Regions from separate parts of the Mus musculus genome. Here regions 2, 3, 4, 5 and 6 are each linked to region 1. Evidence: chromatin loops called from intact Hi-C (ENCODE). Cell type or tissue: heart. All regions are shown on one strand.

Region 1 (4,000 bases):
ATAGTTAGTGTGAAACAGTTTCCGCTTGAGATCTCCATTTCTCACTCTGCTGAGCCAGAACTCGCACAGCTGTTTCACTGATTTTCTGTGCTTATTACTCACATAACAATGGTAATTAATACCTTTCAGTTGCATTTTATTATATTTCAGGAGCAAAGTTACTTTGCAGTAACACATATGCAGAATTCTCCCAGGAAAGTATTCAATCCACCATTGTGAATGGAAATCTTATACACCACATTCCTGTCGCAGAGCATTTGTATTATGGGATGTTTGATTTACAAAGTAGTGTGATATGCTCCAGCAAACAGGTTAAAAATACTTTGAGGTCAAATTGTCTTGGTTTTGTTTTTTTAAAGTGTTACTATTAAAACTCTTGTGAGGGATTGTTGCAAAATACTCCCTCAGGAAAGAAAGCAGTGTGCCTTTTTTGCCTTTTTTTTTTAATGGATTAAAGTTTCTGAAGTGATAAAAATGAAAATCACACTACCATTTGAAGTCCATTCTCCAGGTTTTCAGTGTCATTTCTGTGCAGTCAGTTTTATGTGTCACACTTCGGCTTGTGTTGGCTTTCTTCTTTTGCCCCAGATTAAACTGAACAATGTATATATATATAACACTATCTGTCTGTAAAATACTTTTTTTAAGAAAGCATTTATATTTATATGACAGCTTGAACTGACAACATTATGTATATAGATCATCTTGAAGTATTATTTCACATTGAAAAGAAGAAAAATATATTGATAACTATAGATGTTATGAAGAAGAGGCTATTTCTAGTTTTGTACTAAAAATCAATTGGATGAACTAAATCCAAAACCAGACACTGTCGCAGCAATTTTCAGTCTTATTTTTACTGTTTCTACATTGGAGGCTGCTGCACAGATAGATGATCTTCGTCCTTGCTGTTTTCAGAGGAGCTTGGTTTCCTAGAGCAGACTGTTACCTTTCAGGATTCCTTTTTCTTGCTGAAGTAGAGTCCTGGTTTTCCTTATGAGTGATTATCCATATTTGTAAGTTCTGGGTTTGTAATTCAGGTTGGAGCAAGGTGTGAATAACTAAAGAAAATAACTTGCTGGCAATATAGGAAATGCCATGGAAATAAACTGTGTATATACTTCTGAGAAGAACAAAATTAATCATTTTTTTTTTCTGTTAAGCACTAGTCACTATAGTGCATCTCCTGGTTCTGTACTGTATTTTATACGCAACGTACATGCTTTAATATTTTAATGTTTGTGCATTAATATTTTCAGTTTGTTTAACCACTTTGCTGCTAAGATTTTGCCATCCCGTTCCCATTTTTTCCTTTACAATTTTAAACATTTCTCTTCATTAAAAACTATGATAATGAAATTGTTTTTTTTTTAACCTTGGATTTTTGTAATTAGCACACATGAATTCAAGCCAGTCCAGAAAAGAAACTGATGATATAATGTTAATGAGTCTCTTTGTGAATTAGATGGACAGTTTAATCCAATTCCCAACATGTACGTGTAGGTGGATTCAAGAATGATTTCTTGTTCACTGTACAGATTGGGCGCTGCCATTGGGCATTTTCTTTAAAACTTCTCTTTTGTCTAGAATGTAAGCAGATAGCTCAACAAAACTGGTGAAGTAAAAGTAAATATTGAAAATGAAATCATCTGAATAGCGTGACCCAAAAATTCTCCAGCTGGGGGGCCTGTTTGCTCCTGATCTGTAGTTCTCAGAGGATGCTTGCAGCCTGTGGGGAAGCCTTAGATTTCCTGAGCAGTGCTTGCGGAGCTGCAGTGCCACCTGCTGGATGGCTTTAGACCAGCGCTGAAAGATGGAAATGGTGTCTCCAGTAAAGGAGGGCTGTGGGCTGTTCAGGGTGGCCAGTGCCCACCAGAGAAATCGGGGGTGAGGAAAAGCGCTAAGGAGTGTAAGTAAGTCTTTCCCCAAATGCATATGGTTGCTGGAAGAATTGAAGCACTTTTTCCTTACACATCCTGTTTTAAAATATTTATTGAAACTTGGAACTGGCAATCAAACTTATGTATGTACTGAAGCATTTATACAACCAGTTTCTTCAACTCAGAAGCCATTACCAAAATGGTATTCCTATTTTCTTCCCAGTACCAGTCAGGGAGAATTAAAAAAAAAATAAACATAATTACCTGTATTTTATCATGACAACTCCAGAGAGTGTGTATGTTTCTGAGTAGATGTTGATGAGGCAGGACTTAAAATTTAAAGAGAAAAACTTGAAACTACCTATTTTCATTGGTTATTCAGCAGTGCCTAAAATGAGCTTCTGAACTATTACAAATGCACTTTGGATTCATGTGTACAGTGCCATCTGGTTCTCTGGGTCAAACTTGCTTCTCCTCTCCCTCTTTCTTCTCCCGTAACTAAGTGGCACACAGGCATTTCTTAGTGTTCGTGTCGGTCTTCAAAGTGCAGAGAACGTGGTGGAGAGAATTTTATGGATCTTTTTTTTCTGTTAAAATTGAATGTCTGATTATATTTGCAACATGTAACTTGGATTAATGTGTTTTAAAGTAATTTTAATTGTAGTCCAGCAGCACATTGAGCAAGTGTAGCTTTTCTGAAAAGTAACTTGGAGAACTTCAGTTAACCGATAAAACCAACTCATCACTAAATGTCGCTGCTCTTCCTCTTGATTTGATCTAGATCCCACTTCTGCGTCTTACAGGGAACACCAAAAAGTTGCTAGTAAATGATAGTAGAGAAATAGAGGGAGTCAAACAGAAAATATTAAAAATATGCGCACACAGACAAACAGAGGTGATTTATACAAACCAGAATGAAGGTGGGGAGGGAAGGAAAATTACAGGGGGCTTTAAAAGGTACCAGTTACCTAGCAGCTGGGCAATTAGAAACCTTTCAGTTGCTTTGGTACACTGTCATCCATTGTTCCCAAAAGCTAAATTTGCAAAAGCAATTAGTTTTATTTCATTTTTTCAAGAATTTCCTAGTCGAAAGCCTTTGTATTAAAGATGCACAGGTTTTTGTGTGAACAGGTTTTTTTGTGAACAAGTATGTTGTACATTTTTGCTGTTATCTTGACCTCAGAAGTGCCTCACTTGTATATTACCCACCCCACCCCCACCCCCACTAGGAGCCTGCCTGCATCTTTCTAATAAGCAATGGAAGCCCGCTTAACTCCTGTCCTAATGCATCTTCTCACATAGAGCTGACTGGCTGAGAGTTGTGAGTATATCATGTAAATACGCACATAGGAGTTTGTAACTGCTTTTGTTCTGTCATATCATGTAATTGGACGTATCAGATGGTAGACTCTTTGTTTCAGTGATTTCTCCTCCCCTGGAATTACCTGATTAAACCAAATTGTGAAATTTAAAAGGGCTTTTCTCACTTCTTCAGAACATATAGCTGTGTAAGATCCTAATCACTGGAGAAGAAAGCAGGGGAATTGGACACTTTCATCTGAATGTGGTTTCATTCTTATGAGCTGTATCCTCTAACTGAAGGTTTACCTACAGTTCGACTTCATCACCTCACCCTTGATTCCAGATAATTAATTGTTAGTTGTTAGTTTACACAGTTCCTAGTTTGTATCCATGCTGCAGCTGCAACAATTAGCCACCTTAAGGGTGTGTGGCAAATGTTTAACAAACTGAAACTTTGTGTGCAAGTGTGTATGCACTAGGCACTAGCCTTTGTAATACAGGGAGCATTAGGGCAGAATCGATTGTGATAACATCTTGATACCCCAACAATGCTTTTATTAGATTATTGTGTTACAGTTGTAGTTACTTGAAGAATGAACTGTACCCCAGTCATGTACCATGGCACATAGTTGTGATTATTTATAGGCTTTCAGAAAGTTACTTATGCTGTTCACATCAAGTCGGTACCAAGCTTAAGAACAGTTTTAGATCAGGGAAGTTGAATAGGGCACTAATACAATGGTATGTGCAACAGCATTGCTTACGGGAACAAACAGATGGCATCCTTTATGGCTAAGGGTGCTTGCTAACTCTTCTGG
Region 2 (4,000 bases), 210 kb before region 1:
CACGCATCATCCATCAGTCACCTTATCATTTACCAGCTACAGTGACTGTATAATATTCATATAAAAATTCAGCCTCACGGGAGAGAAGAAATCAAGTTGTCACGTGTGCACTGTTTCCTACTAAAGATGTCTCAGCCTGAGGTTGTGAAGAAACAGGGAAAGGCTTAAATTATTTTTGGAAGTATATATTTCTATAGTATAAATTAAAAATATATAAATGTCTTAAGCATATCATATTTTTATTAAAATACTTTCCCTGATCAATTGGATATTTAGAGCTGGGTAATTAAGTTGAAAGACAAATGAAGTTTATCATATAACACAAGTCGTATCTTCCATGGGATGACCTTAAGTAAAAATTCCAAATTGGTGGTAGGACAGTCAAGCACTGGCCTTGCCACCTTACAAAGTTGGACACTCCATTCTGAAGCTCAAGAGAAAATATCCTGATTGCTCTTCTTTTGTTTCCCCGGAAGACACAAAAATTGTGACCGAGCCTACTTGGCTCCAGTCTGTTACAATAAAGGTGCTGATAATGTTACTAACGGTGATGGTGATGATAGTGACAATGATGATAGCGATGTTACTGATGATGGTTATAGTGATGGTGATGATGGTTATGGTGCTGATGATGGTTACAGTGTTGGTGATAGTGATGGTGGTGATGATGACAATGATGGTGATGATGGTGGGGATGATCGTGATGGTTATAGTGATGGTGATGTTGGTGGTAATGGTGGTGGTGGCTACAGTGATGGTGATGACGGTGCTCATGATGGAGACGGTGATGACAGTGATGATGATAGCAATATGGTGCTGCTGGTGGTGATGAGTTATGATGTTAACTTTAAACATACCAAATATCATCTTTGATGGATATAAAAAGCCAGAGAACCCCTAAGTGTTAGTGGAATAGGGAATACTCCAGGAGAAGGAAGAAAGATATACAGAGTTAAGGAGGAAGTCAGCAGCTTGGTCCTCTTCATCCCTGACCTCTCTCTTTTTTTTTTTCTCCAGAAACAAGATAGCTGACACCACTTGTCTTTTACATTTTGATTTAATCTTTGTTATTACTTCTGCAGTGTGAGCATGGCTCTCTGTCAATGAATTCTTATCACATCCACGGACTTTATACTATATGGGCACAGAGAACAAATGGGAAAAAGTCTCCCCCTAGCAAAAATGTTGGCAGCACATTAAACAGGCTCCTCTGACTTTTTCTTTTCTATTCTTATTGTTTGGGTTTTTTGGTGGCAGCAAATGCTGGACCCATCTCAAGCCTCCCCTAGCTCCCTCCAATCAATGTGCATTCATCCCCAAAGGCCCCAGAGGCCCTGAGAAGCAAGTAGCAAATGGAATGAAAACGGAACAAATGCTCCACAGCCCCAGAGCTTTGTTTCCAGAAGCATCTGGTGGCCACTTCCAGATTTCTGAAGCTACAAATGACAGGAAGCTGTAAAGGCAGCTATGTGGTCCAGAAAAAAAAAGGGGGGTGGGTGGGGGTGGGGAGGAGTTACAGACTTGAATGTTTTGCCATTATTAAATTTCCCACTAAACCAGAGTGTTCAAAGTTTGCCAGATTTTGCCTAACCTCATCCACATTTAACTGTCTCCAGAAAACCAGGAAGACCATTTAGAAGGAAGACTCATTCATGTTTGGACTCAGGCAGACTCAGGAACCTTTGATAGCACTATCCTTACCCTGCCTGGCCACACCACAGAGCAGTCAGCAAGATCTCCCTCAATGGGCACAAAATTTCCCCTGGAATTTACAGAGCAGAAACCTTAAACACATATCACCAGAAGAACCAGATTACATAATGTCTCCATCACCCTCCTGACAGCTACAATTATGAGTCAATTCTGGTTTAAATATGAAACCGGAAGCTCCGCATTTCCCCTCTGACTATGTGGCAGGCTAAGTTAGAGCTCTCCCGGCCTGTCAGTTTGGAGATCTGAGTCGCTTCCACAGTCACTAATCTAGCAAGAGACCAAATGACCGGGTAATTAAAAGCAGCACTGCAGTGAGCCCTGCTTCGTTCAGGCCAGATGTTCTTCTTGCTCAGCCATTACCCACATAAGGAACAGAAATACACCCTGCCCCCAGCCCGGCCCTTTAAATTCTCCTTTTCTTTATCCTTTCCAGCTAATTTCCGGCTTCTGATCTTTCAATCCCACAAAATAAAGTAAAAATAAAAGCCCCATTACGAAAAGATGACATGTTATTGAACACATGACTGTAAGTTGTAATGCGCTCTGTAGTCTCCTCTTTGTACGTCTTAAAGCATTCCAGCGCTGGAGACGTTAAGTTACCCTGGCAACCTCACATGACTAAGGACTCCAGAGAGCCCCACCTAGCTGCAGGGACTCATTTAAGTCAACAAGGACCACCCCTACACTTAGTAGCCCGGAGATTGAGTAAATAGCACTGCTAGGGGGAGTGGGGTTTATTTTAGGGACCAAAAGACTGTTGAATGAGGCAGCTTCTCCTTTTTTTCTTTTTCTTTTTCTTTCTTTCTTCTTCTTCTTTTTTTTAACCCCAAACACAAGACAAAGACAAATAAAACTCTCCATCCTACCCTTTAGCGAAGCCTCATTAAGGTCGCGGGTCAGCTGGTAAATAAAAGCGAGGTCTTCTGGGCATTTTTCTACTTAATGGACAAATTACAAGGCTCAAAAAAAAAAAAAAACCCAATAATTCATTCCTGGAAAAAAAAAATGGCAATGTGTGACAGAACTTCTGTGAGCTTATCAGATTGAAAAGGGCACTTTGTGTTTGTCTCTCTATTCAGTCTGCTCACTTCACTTGAGGCTGCCCTGGCTTTAGAACCCCAGATGCCTGAAGGATTTTCAGGGACAGAGACGGAAGAAACAATCTTAATTCTGATTAGTGGTCATATTTATGTTTGTTATTTAACCCTTTTAGAGTAATTGAGACAGAGTTTCTGAGTGTCCCTGGGCTGGCCTCAAACTCATTGCGTAGCTAAGAATAACCCTTGAACTCTCAACCCACTTTCCCAAGTGCTAAGATTGTTGGTGTGTACCACCACACAGCATTTGACATTTGGATTGTTAATATTTGCTAAGACCACTGCCTGCTCATGACCAAGCTGAAAGGCAGAAAGGAACAGGATTACTTGATTTCTAGAGCACTCACCAGGTCTCTGTGTGAGGGGCACTGCTAGTGTGTGGCCTGTGCTCTAGCCCAGGTACCTCGTCTGTGGGGCTTTTTGCTGTGCTGGCCAGTCGTGTCTACAAGGCTAAAGAGAATGAATGAAGCTGAGAGGATCTCAGCTGTCAGAGAGGCTGTCTATACAAAAGCAAAATGGAGACCAGAATGGCCGTCAGATGAAACCCCAGGATAAGAAAGGAAGTTATTGTGTACAGCAACCTGCTGGTGGTCAGACTATGCCCTAGTAAATAAGGAAACACTGGGGCACCATTCTTGAAGTGGACTACCCATTGCTTGATCTGTGTGTGTAAGAAGAGAGGAGAGAGAGAGAGAGAGATGTGCTGGGATTATGCTTCAGGTAGGGCATTCTCCTCTTCCATCTTGTGTTCATTTGCTTCCTGACTGATGGTGTGTGTGTGTGTGTGGTGTGTGCAGAAAAAAAAAAAATCATATATTCCAAGCCCCAAAGAAAAAATATCCTAATAGAAGTATAAGCCAAGCCCCAGGTAACAATCACCATGGAGACACTGGAGTAGCACATGAGCCGCAATGATGCTTACCACGCACAACCATGACTCTGACTGACCATCCTGTTTCCATGGCATGCTTAAAGAGTGAATGATGGACGGGGTACACTCCTCACTGACGTAAAACATGATTCATGTTAGCCAGAACCAACCAACCCCAAACTTGGAAAGAATGAGTCCCCCACCTGAGTGCCTGCTCTCCTCTGGGTCATTTCAGGAAACATTTGAGGCATGTTTGTGCTCTCAAAAATGTTCCCGAACCTTCCCTTCAAACTTCTCAACGTCTTCCTTGCCCAGGAAC
Region 3 (4,000 bases), 200 kb before region 1:
ATGCCCCAGTCACTAACCCCAATGACTATAAAGCCAGGACCTGTATGTAATCCTGCTTTGTCCCCAGTCTGGGGAACACCAGAGGGTTAGGGTTAGGTCTGAAAACGCCTGTAACCAGCATTAATGAGGACCATCAAATAACACAGCTTTCCTTCCAGAGGATAAAAATACCAATCCTTTTTGAGACCTCCAACGTCACAGAGCTAGTCCATGACACTTCACAAAAGGTTTTGTCTTCTCAAGATTCTAGTTATGATAAAATTCAGCAATAGTTCCTGCCTACAACAAGCGACCAAAATTGTTTCTCTGCATTCTACCTCCCTGTAAACGGAAAAGCAAAGGTCACAGCGTAAGCTTCCCCTTCTACACACTGAGGCTGAGGGTCAGAGTGGGAAGAGCAGAAAACGTGAAGACAAGAGCAAAAGCAAGTTTCCACCAGGGAACTGAGGCTCCCCACAGGAAGTCCTGTTTGCCTGTCTTGTGATCCTAGCCCTTGGAAGGTAGAGGGAGGATTTGGAGTTCAAGGCCAGTCAGGGGTATATATAAGACCTGTTGTTTACTGCCAGCAAGCGCCCCCCCCCCCCGCACCCCCAAGTTAAAGGACTAAAAGAAGGATGCTACAGAAGACCTTGCCGTGGCAGTGAGGGCCACTGATACCTCCCTTTGCCAATGTGAGATCTGAAGCTGCATCTTGCAGAAGCAATTCTTCACAATTCGCTTGCCTTTGTGCTGGCAGTCTCCGAACAACTGGAAGGCATCTGGACTTCATTTGATGAGTGCTTTGCTCATAACCAAACCTCCATTTCTCTTGTTTTTTTTTTACTTCTGCTCATCTTCCTTCTCAAATCATCCCACTGTATTCGTGTGTGTGTGTGTGTGTGTGTGTGTGTGTGTGTGTGTCCATCCCTAGACCCTTGGTGCCATGGTAAGGGCATTGTTCTACAGAGACTTGTGCCCTGATGACTGCATCGGAAGGTGGCAGTGTTGAGTGGGGAGGTAGGGCTTAGTGGTAGGGAACAGAACAGCCCACCCTCATGAAAGGGGTAAGGCTGAGTGAGGCCCCACAGACTTCCAATGGCTTCTTGGGAGAGGAAGCTCTTGGGTGTCCGAGTACTTGACCTTCTTGCCCCTCAGCACTCCTCTTCTCAGGTCTCGGCTGCACTATTTACATCTTTAGAAGGTGGTGGTAGCATGAGTCACGTGCACCTCTTTTTACTCATTAAAGTACGCAGACCCAGGTATTTTGTTACAATTCAAAACAGACTTAAGATTTTAGGCATTGTAGTACATAAGATCTCCATTTGCATATCAAATTATCTCTCAAGACTTCGATTACTCAGTTAAAGGGCATACACCTTACTCCAGAAAAGCAGCTTGACTCAAGTGGTACTTATACCTTGAGATTTCCCCCACTAAGAATATATAACCCAAAAGTGTCCTGATGGGAGAGCGTCAGAACAATTGGGCCGCAGTAAGTAAAAAGAGCAGAAACTACCAGAATCACATTAAAAAAAAAATCCTTAAAAAACAAAAAGAGCTTTGAGAGACCATCTGAAGATACAGAGAGTCTATTTTTATAATGTCAAATGTTTAGAAGCTTATGAACATCCACAAACCACAAAAATAATTAAATAAAAACCAAGGGTGGTGGCATGGGCCTGGGATTCCAGCTAGTAGGAAGGCTGATGCAGGAGGATCATAAATTTAAAATCTGTATGGGCTGCAGAGTGAAGCCAAGGCTGACTGACTCACGTAGTGAGACTGTCTCAGAATTTCAAAGAAGGATGGATTTGTAGTTCAAGGATAGAAGGCTTGCCTAGCAGTAGGGAGGCTTGAGGTTGCATCCTTAGTATTGAAAAAAAAAAAAAAAAAGTGGGGGGTGGGTAGAAAGCTCACATCTGAAGAGGATGCTGGCTGGGAAAGATGTGCAGCAGCTGCCCGTGAAGAAGGCCCCTGTCTTTGCTGCGCTCGAGCCAGCCCCAGCTGCCTGGATGTCGAGGCCACATGGGGCTCCCTAGGGTTTTCTTTTAGCTGCTTCCTCTGCTTGCAAAGTGGGAACCACCCAGGCGGCTAAGCAAACAATGGAATATAGTGCATTACCTCCAGCCTGGACAGGGAGGCCCCCTGAAGGCTGAGACCTCCTGCAAAAGGGACCGACCTTGCAAAGGGGGCGGGGGTGGAGGCAGACTTCAGAGCAAAAGGATTTCAGAGTAAAAAAAAAAAAAAAAAAAACATTTAAAAGAAACAGGAAATGAGTCCCTCAAAGCCAAACCATGTGGAAAGACAGGCCACATCGTCTAAATAAAACAACAATACAAGTCTATATAAATGCCGTTAGTCCCACATTCCTGAAAGTCTTTGGTCCAATGAGGAATAATCTATTTATTTAACAAACATTTCTTAAGAACCTGCATAGGCCAGGCGCTGTGGTCATCACCGGGCTTTGAATTAAATACCATCTCAGCTCTCTTGGGACATACACTCTAACGAAAGAAATAGAAATGCAAAAAAAGAAAGAAAGAAAAAAGAATCAAATCTGGCATTAAGAAGCAAGGAAGGAGGAGGAAGAGTAGAAGAGAGGGGAGGAGGGAGGGAGGGAGGGAGGGAGGGAGGGAGGGAGGGAAGGAGGAAATTGGAAAAAATCCACTAGATTTAGCAATTGCTTTAAAAAAAAAATCTCTCAGGCTAGCAGATGACAGATAACACAAGTAGTTGGAGAGATAAGGAAGGTCGACAAAGAAAGGCCATTATCTTCTGAAACTCCCCTGGGAGGAACCGGGGCTGAAGGGGAGAGGAATTTAGCCTGAAGGAAAGAGGAATTTAGCACCAAGGAAGGTTGTGTTCCCAGGTGAGAGGCCTGGCTATATCTGACTTTGAGAGGAAGGAGTCAGAATAGAGCAGCCTACTGAAGAAGCAAGGTAGTCAGGGACAACAGGAGCGAAGGCCTCACCACAGACAGTACTTGGATTTGTGTCCCACCAGGAAGTCATGGAGAGTTCCTGCTCACTAAGGGCCTTCTTCGCCAGGTTTTTCCCTGTGAGGTTGGAAGAGGACGTAAGATCTTATCCTCTATAAATATGGTGCTTTTTAAAACAACGATGATCTTTCAAAATTTGTAGATTTTTTTTTTCAGTGCTAAAGACATCAGATTCATAGCTGTTTCATGTTTCCTTTTACATTTCTTTCTTCTTCACGATTATTCTAGAAAACATGACCTAAGAGTGTCAAGTCCGGAAAATACAGACACTTTGCCACTCACTGGGGTCAGAGAAACATGTTTTTCTTCTCTTTATAAAGTGGTTTGGGGTAGATTTATTTGATTGCTTTGTTTCCAGGATCTCTCCCCACCCCACCCCACCCCCTTCACTCCCTCTCCCCTTCTCCCACCTACCCATCCTTCCTGGTTGGCCTGGAAATCGCTATGCAGTCTAGGCTGGTTTGGAACTCCTGGCTCCACTGTCAGGACTACAGGCGTGGGCTACCATGCTCAACCTAAAATATTTTAGTTTTCAATTGCATTTCCTTTTAACCTATTTAAAGTTATTTATTTTTATCAAAACTCATTGTTTTATCCCATATAAATCTAGCCATAAAACATGGGTAAATTAAACAAGATGAAATATTCTCAATGAAGGTAATAAATTTTCCATCCTTCTTTGTTTATTCTTTTTCTTCAGTGTATTAAAACAAATGCTAATATTTTAACATTTTTAATAGAAAAGACAATAATGAAATAAAATAACTTTGCAATAGACATTTTCAAAATCTTCAAGTATAAAACATTCTACAATATTCTAAGGGTCAGAGAAAATGACAAGAGACAGGGTCAAACTAGTTTGAGGCAAAGCTAAAAAACACCGGTGGGTTTTCATGTTCATACTGTAACTGTATTTTGCAAGGTGTGAGGAGAGTAAATGTCGATTTTCCCTTAACTGTCACACTGCTTCTTTAAAAACGGCTCATCAGACTGATCTTTCAGTTACAGACTTTGAAAATAATC
Region 4 (4,000 bases), 160 kb before region 1:
TGCTTCTAAAGCCAATTTCTGATATTTCGTTTTGTTCTTTTAGCTTGCCTTTTGACGCCACTTGAGGGGAAAACTGAATTCTACGTTCTCAGAATTTGTTCCACTTCTTCATCTTGGACTTTAAAAACTATCTTTTTAATGATTCGGAACTGGTTTTAACCCTTCATATGATGTGGTTAACCCCGTTCACAGATATGTCAAGAGGTAAAGACACGCCAGTATGGTATCTATCTCCTCCTTTGGAAAAGTGCAGGGACAACCACTCATTTAAAATAAGTTCATCTGGCTCCCACTCCTATACACAGAGCGCACATCTGAGTCAACTCCTCTTCCTCAGAAGCCTTTGTTAGTTTCCATGGGAAAACTGCAAAACTGCTCAAATGTGGGCATGTTATAATTAGAACCAAACGTGGGCTTTATGGGACCTGTCAGGATGTTTCTAGGAAGCCTGCTCAGTGTCGGCTTCCTGAGACATCCTTTCCCTACAACCATGACTCATCCCTGCTTCTCCTAACTCACCCCCACTTGTTCTGGGATGGAAGGAGTCCCACACGCTCCAAATACAGATGAGAAAGCTGGTGTCCAGACCATGAATAAGAGCACCGGTCTAGGGCTTGTGGAAGTGGGGCAAAGGATTTTGCTGGGTACATCTGAGGCCAGCAATATGGCGGGTGCATATTTATCACACATGGAGAGACTCATTTCTTTGGCAACCTAGCCCACTCGCTAATCCTCCCAAGCCCTTCCATTCCAACTCCTTTCTTCCTTTCATGAAAACACAGTACAAATTCTCTGCAAAACAATGAATCTGCTCCTCAGGGGAATGTACAAGTCAGAAAAGCTTTTAAGAAGAAAAGAGGAGCCAAGGCCTTTGCATAAGCAGGCCAGCTGCAGAGCCTCCAGAGAGGAGGGTGAGGAGACCGCTCCCGCTCCCTGCAGCCCTGGCCCCAAACCTCCTAGCTACCGCCTGTCTCCGCTGGCTTCCCACAACTCTAAACAGGCCAGCCCACACCTCCGGGACTGCACCCCTGTCATTTTCAGGAAACGAGATGTTCAGAGTCCATCCTGGCATTTCTGTGAACTCACAGAAATAATTCATTGACTCACAGAACCGAAAGAGATGATCTAGTCACTTTTATTTTTAAAATGAGAAAAATGCAGCCAGAACAGTTCCTCTGACCTACCCAGGCGCGCTCAGCTGGGAGGGCCGACCAGAATTCCTATCTCCTTTCCCTCTCTTCCAGTGTGGTTTGCACCTGAGCTGGTCAAAGCAAATCCGAGGTAGATTTGCTGTTTTCTGCTCAGCCTTCTTCCTATTGTTCTGGAAAACACCCTTCCAGTTTGTGTGATGGATCAGCTGAGCCAAAACTGATTCTAAAGAAGCATGCCTAGTACTTGTTAAAACTAGAGCACTCTAGGCCTTTCCTTGGAAGGTCTTGGATGGAGACTTAAAAAAAAAAATCAGTTTCCCAAGTGAGTCTTCTGGTGAGGCCAGTTCGGGGATTAACATCATAAAGCAACCCTGGGGGACAAAAGGGATCTTTGATGGCTGGGTACCCCAACAAGAATAGAAGAGCCATGCTGGGGACCAAGAATTTTGCCTTTTAGCTGCTTTTTTTAGTGGGTTAACCACTAGACCACACTTCCTCTCTTGAAGAAGCAAGGAATTAAAATCAAAGGTTTACTACTGATTCATGCTGCCTGCTAACACGGCTTATTGCGACATGCTGTGACCCTATGCTCCAAGGCTTGGAAACAGATGTGGGGAGGGAGCGGCCTGAAGGTCTGCTGGGTGGGGGAGGCAAGACGGCAGCTGGCCAAGGGAAGAACTTCCTCTGCAGCTCAGCTTTTAGCAGGAGTGGAAGTTAGTCTAAATTGTTACCATGCAGATCTGGAATCTTTTTTTTTTTTTCAATTGCCTGGCTCCGATTCCAGGTTTGCTCCATTCTGTATAAAACAAAAACCAAAAAACTGAGAATTTGGTAATGAATTCTCCTGCCCTGACTTTTGCCTCTGCCCTCCTCAAAATGTATGTTATGAAGCTACAGGTTTAGCCCCCTCCCCCTGGACCCTCACTCATGCCCATGTTAAAGGAAGTACAGAAAAGTTAAGCAACCTGCCCAAGGTTACAGTAATTCCAGTACTGCAGTTGCTTGATTAAGAGTGTAACTAGGCCATTCTCAGCTGCACTCTCCAGGCCTCCTTTAATATATGCTCATCATTAGGCAGCTGAAAAAAATGTTTGGGGTTACTTCACCCTCCCCTCCCCAGACCCCTCCACCTCCCACCCTCCCCCAATGGCAAAATGCAAACCCTTAAGTACTTCTGCAAACATATGCAACAATCTCTACAGCTGTCCGGTCCTTGCCTTTGCTGTGTTCCCGCCTATGGACTATTTAGAAAGAACCACATTGAAGAAGGCTGAGGAGTGGGATCAATGGACTCCAGGTGGTTGGGAGAAGAAAACGATTTTGTTTTCTTTTCTGCCTTTTCTCCTTCTGCTCCTCTTTCTTTTCAAATGGAAATTGTTTTCATATGAGACACTTCCTAGCTTGTATCTGGAAAACTGGAAAATCTGTCTGAGGTCATGCTGTAAATATTGAAGAGAAAAAGCTTTCAACCTTGAACTAACAGCTGACTATGAGGATAAGCCAGAGTAAAGCATTCTCAAAATCCTGGTGTCTTGGAAAGTTCACTTCATGCCCTCTCTTGCTGCCGTGGAAAGGCAATCTAAATTCATTCAAAAGCTTGTAACACAGGACCCGAATCGAAGATGATATGTTCAGTGCTGACGAGGTATCAGTGTGTATAGGAGCTTGTGGACAACACTAAGTACCTTGATTTGATTCCCCACCTCCCCCCAATCCTCACATGGTAGAAAGAAAAACCATGCCTGAAACTTGTGTTCTGACCTCCACATGCACACTGTGGCATACAGGCATATCTTCTCTTCAGTTAAATAGATAGATAGATAGATAGATAGATAGATAGATAGATAGATAGATAGAATGATATATATATAAATGTATATAATATATAGTTTCATTAATCATTATTCTTCTTACATTTAGACATAACTTCCTTAATCTTTTTATTGTTGTTTAGTTATTCATCCCTTTTCTATTCTGGATTACAGAATAAGTTTTTTTCCTCATATAAATGTATGCATGCATGTTTGCATGTGCATGGGTGCACATATATGTGCAGGTGCATGTGTACATGTACACATATGCATATGTAAGCCTCAGATTGACATCATAAGACTTCTATCCTTTTCCATCTTACTCGTTAAGATAGGGCCTCAACTGAACTTAGAGCTTGTCTATATGATGCTAGCCAAACTAGCCAACATGCTCCAGGGATCCCCTGATTCAGCCTTTCAAACACTGGAATGACAAGCAGATCACCATGCTCGCCCAACGTGGATGTGGGTTCTGGGGATCTGCTGTATGCAAGACTTTTCGGGAGAAGACATAATGATACACACATTTCTATTCACTCCAGAAAGGAAACCCATGACAGGCTAAAGAACTAACTCTAACTTCTTGAACTAGTGCTAGGAATTACTTACAGAATTATGGATGAGGGAATGGTTGAGAAGATATAGGAGCAGGAACAACCCAAAGACAGCTGCATCACCAAAAAATCCACCCCCCAAATGGATGATGGCTTGTAAAGGTTGCATACCTGGAACTCTTTGTACAACTGGCAGATGGCTGGCCAGGTCAGAGAATCTCCTCACTACAGCTCTGCCCATCAGGACCTCCTCCCGTATCAGTCACTCACTGCTTCTATAACACTAGAGAAGGGCCCTCCAAAATCTTGCAAGTTTTACATGTAAAGTTAGTTTGTCTCCTGAGCCTCATGATCCCTCCTCCCCTCCTCCTAGAAGGATCAACAGGATCTGAATTCTGATTCTCATGCTTGTGTCACAAGTGCTATGATCACCATACCATCTTCCAGCCCAAGAACAAGGTTTTGCTCATTTTCTTAATGACAT
Region 5 (4,000 bases), 50 kb after region 1:
ACTTTCAAAATCTTTCCCCTTTTTTCACAGCTTCAGGCTAAGACACAAAACAGCTGTGCTACTGTTTGAAAACTGCAGCTCACATGTAAAATGCCCGGTTCTTGGCAGAACGGCTTCTCAGCATTTTGTGTTGTTAGAGAAGTAAGCAAAGCCTAACTGCTTATTCTGATGTAACTCTTACATGCTTTAATTACACAAGTGATACTCTCTCATTGTTAGAAATGTGGAAAATAGCTTACGATAATCTCCAAAATGAGCGTTGCCAGGAGATAGTATTCCCATCACTTCTAAACCCTCTAGTTCATATCTTTTAGCAGCACAGTTTTGCCTTCACACTTAGAATTCTAATGTGCCTGAGTTGGGTTATACATGGGGCACGGGGGCCCTCTGTTCCCCCTGACTATAACTTGCACACAGCACTCTCAGGTTCCTCTGTGGATCTCTCAGTGTCCTCTCTAATCGCAGATGCACCACCGACCGCACAGCGGCTTTGAGATATCCGGTACCTGGGAGTAGAACACCTGGTATTATGACATTGATGGGCTTTTTATTTCTCTGTAATTCAACCTTTTTAATTTTTAAACACCTTGTCGTGTGTGTGTGTGTGTGTGTGTGTGTGTGTGTGTGTGTGTTGCACACACATGCCAGGGCACTCGTGGAGGTCAGAGGACAGCTCTCAGGATTGATTCTCTCTGACCATGTGGGGTCCAGGGATTGAACTCAGGTCTTTGGTTTTGGTGGAAAGCTCCTTTACCCACTGAGCCATTTTGTTGTCCTCTGCTTTTATCTATTTAAGGATTTATCTTAAAAGAGCCCATTGGTTTGAGTCTCAAAAAGGTCTGAGAATATATATGCCCATGAATGTTAATGAAAGCCTCATGCAAATAACTTTTTCTTGAGAAGTGATACATTTTGAGGATCTGAGCAATATCCCATTCAAACGGAAACTTAGTAGTGAAATGGATTAAAATGGATTAAGTGTGAAATATTTAAGGACAAAAAGGCAGAAAACTATTGGTGTAGGATTTTCTCCCATTACTTTGAAGTTTGATGTTTAGCCTTGGTATAACCCTCACATGAACACACACACACACACACACACACACACACACACACACACACACACACACTGCTTGCTGGCATTTTGCTCCCTCACACATTCAGCTTGAAACTGAAATGTTACCTTATATCTGACATCTCTACATTACCATCACGAGGGAGTCAAATAACATTACACAACACTAAACTTAGAATCGATGTGGACGGCCACGGAGCTGAATTCTTAAAAAGATTACGCTTTGGTTATTCCAGTAGGCCATAAACATCGCTGAAGTGTTACATTTCTAACGTTTTTTATAGTTTTGCCTATTTTAAGATTGCTAGCAGGATTTTCCCCCCCAAATTAAGAACACAGAGCACATCCTTTCAAAATGAGCTCACTGCTTTGCAGAGACAGCCCGGTGGGTCACGTTCCCTCTGCACAAGCACGAGGACCTGCGTATGAATATCCAGTGTCTGCAACAAAAAGCCAGACACAGTGGCACGCCTGTAATCTCAGGACTCTGGGTCAGAGACAGGCAGATGCCCAGTGCTTCCTGGCCAGCCAGTCTAACCTAGTGAATTCCCAGTTCAGTGGAAGATAGGCTCTCATAAAATAAGGGCCAAAAAGATAGAGGAAGACTCTTAACATTGACCTCTAAGCCCGCCTGCACATATACACATACACAACAATAGTGTGATTACATCTTGGGGATACATCTACTTTTCTAGTGTGAACAGAGCTGGAGAGTTTATTGCGTGCGAGTTCACTTCTTGGGTTGAGTTTTCTGTGTGTTGGGCCCATTCCCAGTCGCAGGTTCTAAGCTAAGCACCTGTTAAACCCACAGAAAAGCCAGTCTTGTTTTTTGGACTGATAGACAGGCAGCTGATCTATCTCTGTCTTTCCTCAGCCCTTGACTGTCCTGAGGCAGAGTGAGGTTGTGGCTCTGCCTTCTGTCACGCGTCTCATTGCCCTGCCTTGGCATTTTTGTCCCCAGTGAATGTATTGCGTGCTTCATTTATCTCTTTTGTGACCACGACAGAATTTAGGATAGAGCTTAATGTCCAAGGTAAGACCTTTGCCCTGTCCAGTCATGGAACTCCTTTCAGTTACTGTGGTTTGTTTTCTTAATGTATGATTGCAGCAGTGTTCTCCCATAAATACACGGTTTTGAGAAGAAGCAGAATCCTATAGTTGAGTGGTGGCGCACCTCACAACCCCAGTACTTGGAATGCTGAGACAGGGGGATCAGCTGTAATTTTGAAATCAGCTACATATTGAGTGTCAGGGTGTCATAGCAAGACCCTGTCACAAACAAGCAGACAAATAGACGGACAGACGGACAAACGAGTTGAGAGGGCCAAAATTCAAGTGTAACAGGAAGCATTTGTTGAGCTTCCTTGAATAGTTTAGGACAGATCCCTCTGCGCCTCGGGGTTGTGGCGCCCCCTAGTGGCTTCACGGAGCTCCTTCTTCTAGGTTTCTAGCACCGCAGACTATTATATGATGGGCTTCTCCTCCTACCCGCTGGTTGCATCAGTTTGTCAGAGCAACCTCAGCATGTATTTGAAATCAGTGGGATTCGGAGTTTTCATTCCCTCTTCCACGGCTTTAAATGGAAACAGATCGCAAGGCAAGGAAACCATCGCTCACATCCTTTATTTCCCATGCTGGATGCTCGCTGTCGGAAGATGAATTCTTCCCATATTTTGAGGGAGAGCCCACAATGAGGTAAGGTGCACGGAGCTGTGGAAGAGGGCTTGACCAGGGCAGAGGTCTCCACAGATTCTTGTGAGGATGCCTCTGGGCTGATGCTCCACAGCCACAAGCAGCACAAGATCTCCACAGCCTCTTAACCTCTTGAAGCAACTTGACTCTAGACCGGGGAAGTGAACTCCTTCGATTTATACACAAACCTGCAGAGGGCTAGACACTCTTTTCTCGTTGTAGCTTATGTTTCAGCATAAAGTCTTATGCATAGTATGTGGTTAACAAACCCTAATTGACAAATTAATGACTAGGTTCTTGTGAATAGGTACCTCCCCCCCCCCCCAGCTCCAGTTTAATATGGAAAACCTTTCTCTTGGCTTAACTTTCCTCTAGCATCCCTGTATATGTGCAGGAAGAGTCCTTAGAGAGATAAAAAACTACACTGAATAACAGAGTATTAAGTTTTTTCACCCTTTCAAGGAGGAACAAACTGAATTCTTCAGGTAGATTGTAACTGTTTTGAGGACAACATTGTTTTAATTTCTTTTTTAAAACGATTTTATTTTTTCATTTCATATGTATACACAGTTTTATTCCTGTGTGTATGGGTACCATGTGTGTGCCTGGCCCTCAGAGAAGCCAGAAAAGGCATGTCAGATCCTCTAGGACTGAAGTTACAAACAGTTGTGAGTTGCTGTGTGGGTGCTGGAAACTGAACCCAGGTCCTTTGCAAGAGCATCAAGTGCTCTTAACCACTAAGCTAAGTCCCCAGCCCCTGTTTTAATGTCTGATGGGCTCCGAGGAGCAGCAGTGTTATGGGAGGCCAGGCTCATTCATTCTGGATCTTGTGGAGATCCTAGCACTCTGTGCTTCTGCGACCTGACTCTGCTGGCCCTGAGGAGATGGTGTCTACAGAAAGTCCTTGGGTACATCTAGCAGAAGCAATGAAAATGGGATTTAGCAGAGACCACACTAAGCTTGAAGTGCCTGCCAACTGCAATGACATAGAGTCATAGATGATCCTCAAGTTTTGGGATATTTAAATCTTTTGAGCTATTTTTTGTACTGTTGCTTTCAAAAATCTATAAAAGTTTAACTAGCAGGCTATGAATAAGTGCAACTAAGCTGTAGCCCAAGGCTCAATTCCCACTGAGAAAAAGAGATCCTCCCTTGTGCTACGCATTCCCTGAGCCTGAATGTTCCTGCACTGTGGCATCCTTTCAGCACCCTGTGACTGCCCCTGCACTGTGG
Region 6 (4,000 bases), 210 kb before region 1:
AATCATTGTGTGAATTTGAGTAAATGACCTATGCTTTTTGTTTTGAAATGTTACTATCTTTGAAAGGAGAATGACTAATTGGTAGAGGGTCAATGAGTCAATGCAAAAACAAAACAAAATATTGCCTGGTATCTAAGAACCCCATAGGTACTAAGTTTTCAAATTTTTCTTAAAAAAAAAAAATCCTTTCTGCTCTTTGACTTCAACTCTTTGAAATGAGACTAACAATGCTGGACTGCCCCGCTGGCTTGTGGGAAGGGCTAGATGAGACCCACATAAAGAGCTTCTCATGGAAGGAACAAATGCGTAGCCCCTACTCAGTTGCCATAGCTACTCAGCACTGTTGCTACTTTCTTAACAGGTACAGCAGCATCCTCATTGGGGAACTATCCACTGAGACAAGATGGTATGACCTTGAAGGCATGAGTAGGTAGCTACAATAGTCTTGGTATAAAAGAGAAAGGGGATAATTAAGATCCTCTATACTAGGGCTAGAGTTGTAGCTCAGTTGGTAGAGTGCTAACCTACAAATCCCCAGATATGCATCAACCAGGAGATGAAGGTAAGACCCTAAGAAATTCCAGGTCATCCTCAACTCCACAGGACTAGCTTGGGCTTCCTGAGACCCTATCTCAAAAGGAGGAAGTGGGTTGAGGGAAGGACGACAAGAAGGAGAGGGAGAAGGAGGGAGAAGAAGAAAGAAGAGGGAAGTAGAGGGAGACCACAGCAGTGAAGAGCACATTGGCACCGAGACATAAGGAACATGGAGAGAAAATGTGGAAGGGGTTGCTATAAATGGGGATTATACGGCTGAGTGACCTGTGGATGTTCTCTAAGGGAGAGCCAGTGGAGAAACATCTTGAAAAGAGAGATCTATGAAATTAAATTTGAAACTCTTTGTTTAGTTACAACATGAATGCCTGTCTGTTCATGTCTCCAAAACCTTGAGCAGACAATTATACTCCTAAGGGGTTTGTGATTCCTTTTGTGCACATTTGGGGAAGAATGTAATGAGTCATGAGTGACCATGGAAATGTAAGTTCCATAGAAATTTGGAGAAATTCCAGGGTGGACTTGGGAGAATTCCCAGAGAATAGACAAGGTGGAAGGTGGGGAAGACAGAGAAAGGGAAGGAGGAGTTGGGGGGGGGGGCGGGGGATGGAGAGAAAGAGAGAGAAAGAACTGTGTGTTTGGACAGGATAAGGGGTAGGTTCATAGTGGAGCCTAAAGCTCACACCATGGTGAAGCCCATTGCTCAGTATGGTCCATTCCTCCATAGCTGAATCAAGGTAGACAAACCAGTCAGAAAGGAAAGGTGCTGAGGTTCTAAGAGCAGCTGGCAACAACTTGTGACTGCAATGTGCAGGCCACATCGAACCCAGAAAATAAATTGATTCGCCTTTACCTTCATCCCTATGCCAGCAACAGTGAGAATCAAACAGCCCTTATTGCCCCCATATGGCTAGCACCCTCTTCATGGGTTCTTTTAGGGTTCCACGAATGGGAAGTAAGCCCTAGGTTATGCAATTTTAGGAAGAAACAACTGTGCAATCTATTAAAGGTGTCAACTGTCATCAGGACCACTTTTCCATCCTTTAAGAGAAACTTAACTACTCTGAGTACCTGTTACTAGGGCTGATAAGAGGCCTCAGTAGAGAAAGGCTCTAGCTGCCAAGCCTGCCAGCCTGAGTTTGATCCTCAGGATCCACATGGTGGGAGCAGAGAACTGATTCTCATGGGTTATCTTCTGATCGCCACATGTTTCAATGAGGCAAGAAAGCTCACAAATTCTCACTGCCTTGACTTTTGCCAAAGTACAATCATAGACTGAACTCTCTGCAACCCTGAGCAGGTTGTCCTTTTAATACTATGGAAATGGAAGAATAGTCATCCACAAACCTCCTCTTAAGTTGTTCGTGTCTGTTACTTAATTAAAACAGCAAGTAAGACAGCCAGGGCTACACAGAGAAACCCTGTCTCAAAAACAAAAACAAAAACCAAAAACCAAAAAACAAAACAACAACAACAAAAACAGCAAGTAAGTAGAACATGAAGTATCTTAAGAAAGAAAATATGCCGCTGGGCGTGGTGGCTCACGCCTTTAATCCCAGCACTCAGGAGGTAGAGGCAGGCAGATTTCTGAGTTCGAGGCCAACCTGGTCTACAGAGTGAGTTCCAGGACAGCCAGGGCTACACAGAGAAACCCTGCCTAAAAAAAAAAAAAAAAAAAAAAAAAGAAAAGAAAAAGAAAGAGAGAAAGAAAGAAAATATGCAAGCATAGAGCCATTTAAAGCAATTGATGTGTAGCACACAATTTGTAAAATCAAGAAAATACAATTAAAATAAGTAGGTTGTGAGCAATAGGAAATCACATTACAGGGATACTTTTTTCTTATTTAATTTTTTATTGATTTTTTTTTTAATGGACGAGTCTTGGATGTGCTTGTTCCTTTGATTTATCTTATATATATGAGTACACTGTTGCACATCAGAAGAGGGCATCAGATCCCATTACAGATGGTTGTGAGCCACCATGTGGTTGCCGGGGAATTGAACTCAAGACCTCTGGTAGAGCAGTCAGTGCTCTTTTTTTTTTTTTTTCTTTTTCTTTTTTACTACCACAAATTATGCAGTCGAGTTTCCCGCATTTGAGGAAATTGCAGGGGTCAGCACACCCCAAAGTGCAATGAGTGAGCCTCGCCCTGGGAAAACCACCTTTGTGATCCACTGGAGATACCATTATCTCCAGTGCTCTTAACCACTGAGCCATCTCTCCAACCCTTTAATGATATTTTTGTGAATTTCACACCGTGCACCCCAATCCTTGTCACCTTCCCATCCTTTTATACCCACCCTCTGCTCTTACAACCTCTCCACCCAAAAGGAAAAAAAAAATCTCCCTGTGGAAGCTGCAGTATGTCACAGTATATCATCCAGTTCACCCTTCAGTTCACACTTCTTTTTGTGTTTGTTTGTTTGTTTTGTTTTTCGACAAACTTTTTTCTACTTTGTAGACCAGGCTGGCCTCGAACTCAGAAATCCGCCTGCCTCTGCCTCCCAAGTGCTGGGATTAAAGGCGTGTGCCACCACGACCGGCTCAGTTCACATGTCTTTATTTGCTAATATTCATGGCAATGAGTCATTGATCTGTTTCAAGGCCTCTGATTTCTGTTACTCTATCAATGCTGGATCCATATCAGGACTCCTCTCCAATATTCTGTTACTGCCCTGGATCATGGAGATCATGTAGTTTTGGATCTATAGAATGGGCCTCTTTACACACTTACAGCCATTCATAGATGGGGTAGATGTTGGGATGGGCCAAAGCCCTGGCTCTGGACCTGGGAGTGATTGAGCTGGTCAGCCTTCCAGCTCTCCTGCACCCACATCACCAGGGCAAGCTCTACAGCACTGCACCAGCTGGTTCCTCCAATGCTACAGCTGGCAAGAGGCAGAGCCAGCCTCCTGCTCTCAGGCATCACACCACACCACCAGGGCCAGCTCCACTGTGCTGCCCACTTAAGGTGCAGGGCCTGCTTTCCTGAATGCTGCAGCCAGTGAGGGGCAGGGCCAGCTCTCCAACTCTCATGACTCCAGGGGCAACTCTCCTGCCTGCTTCAGGTGGTGTGCAGCAAGGGTGGGGAGGCCATCTCTCCCCAATCCAGGCCACCACTCGTTCAACAGACAGTGACAGGGTCAGCTCTTCCAAGTTCACACTTTGAGACAGACATGCCCACAACACCTGCAACCAAGACCAGCTCTACTGTGCTTCATGGGCTAGGTACAGCCCCACTCTTCTGCGTACTGCATCCGGTGAGGGGCAGGGGCAGCTCTCCTGCCTTTGAGACCAGCTGTTTCATGATAACCAGGCAAGGAATGGGATCAGCACTACACGGCCCTCAGACAGGGTGGCAGTCCGGATGGGAGCCCAGACCAGGAACATACTCCTGGCCTTTGGTGGTAACAGACCTCTGCTGCTGTAGGGTCACAGACCCAGACA

What was found. A loop is a pair of places that touch in the nucleus more often than their neighbours do. Peaks named below come from ENCODE experiments on the same cell type or tissue, not always from the same donor. Only the 100,000 strongest peaks of a DNase experiment are listed, where the experiment ranks them.
Region 2: a loop joins it to region 1, with 4 times the contacts of the local background. A loop is called at or near these places in 12 of 42 quality-filtered maps.
Region 3: it touches region 1 in a loop (4-fold over the local background); 11 of 42 quality-filtered maps call a loop at or near these places.
Region 4: a loop joins it to region 1, with 5 times the contacts of the local background. A loop is called at or near these places in 2 of 42 quality-filtered maps.
Region 5: a loop joins it to region 1, with 5 times the contacts of the local background. A loop is called at or near these places in 18 of 42 quality-filtered maps.
Region 6: it touches region 1 in a loop (2.6-fold over the local background); 11 of 42 quality-filtered maps call a loop at or near these places.

The regions. Positions count from the first base shown.
Region 1 is chr2:117,178,926-117,182,925 of GRCm38, forward strand. It overlaps Spred1 (sprouty protein with EVH-1 domain 1, related sequence), which reads left to right. Exons shown (of 7, transcript NM_033524.3): 7 at 1-3,354. Among named protein-coding and RNA genes, the nearest start is that of Mir674, 4.2 kb to the right of the region's middle. In heart, no CTCF peak of the experiment used is centred here; a DNase peak (open chromatin) is centred at 1,786.
Region 2 is chr2:116,970,440-116,974,439 of GRCm38, forward strand. No RefSeq gene overlaps it. Among named protein-coding and RNA genes, the nearest start is that of Gm46758, 56 kb to the left of the region's middle. In heart, a CTCF peak has its summit at 2,378; DNase peaks (open chromatin) are centred at 1,382, 1,902 and 2,342; H3K4me3 peaks cover 772 bases; H3K27ac peaks cover 2,176 bases.
Region 3 is chr2:116,978,012-116,982,011 of GRCm38, forward strand. No RefSeq gene overlaps it. Among named protein-coding and RNA genes, the nearest start is that of Gm46758, 63 kb to the left of the region's middle. In heart, a CTCF peak has its summit at 2,053; a DNase peak (open chromatin) is centred at 2,020; H3K27ac peaks cover 1,971 bases.
Region 4 is chr2:117,017,571-117,021,570 of GRCm38, forward strand. No RefSeq gene overlaps it. Among named protein-coding and RNA genes, the nearest start is that of Gm39912, 42 kb to the right of the region's middle. In heart, no CTCF peak of the experiment used is centred here; DNase peaks (open chromatin) are centred at 571, 951 and 1,781; H3K27ac peaks cover 392 bases.
Region 5 is chr2:117,228,960-117,232,959 of GRCm38, forward strand. No RefSeq gene overlaps it. Among named protein-coding and RNA genes, the nearest start is that of Gm25189, 17 kb to the right of the region's middle. In heart, no CTCF peak of the experiment used is centred here; a DNase peak (open chromatin) is centred at 2,492; H3K27me3 peaks cover 665 bases.
Region 6 is chr2:116,965,431-116,969,430 of GRCm38, forward strand. It overlaps the pseudogene Gm25514. Among named protein-coding and RNA genes, the nearest start is that of Gm46758, 51 kb to the left of the region's middle. In heart, no CTCF peak of the experiment used is centred here; no DNase peak of the experiment used is centred here; H3K27ac peaks cover 240 bases.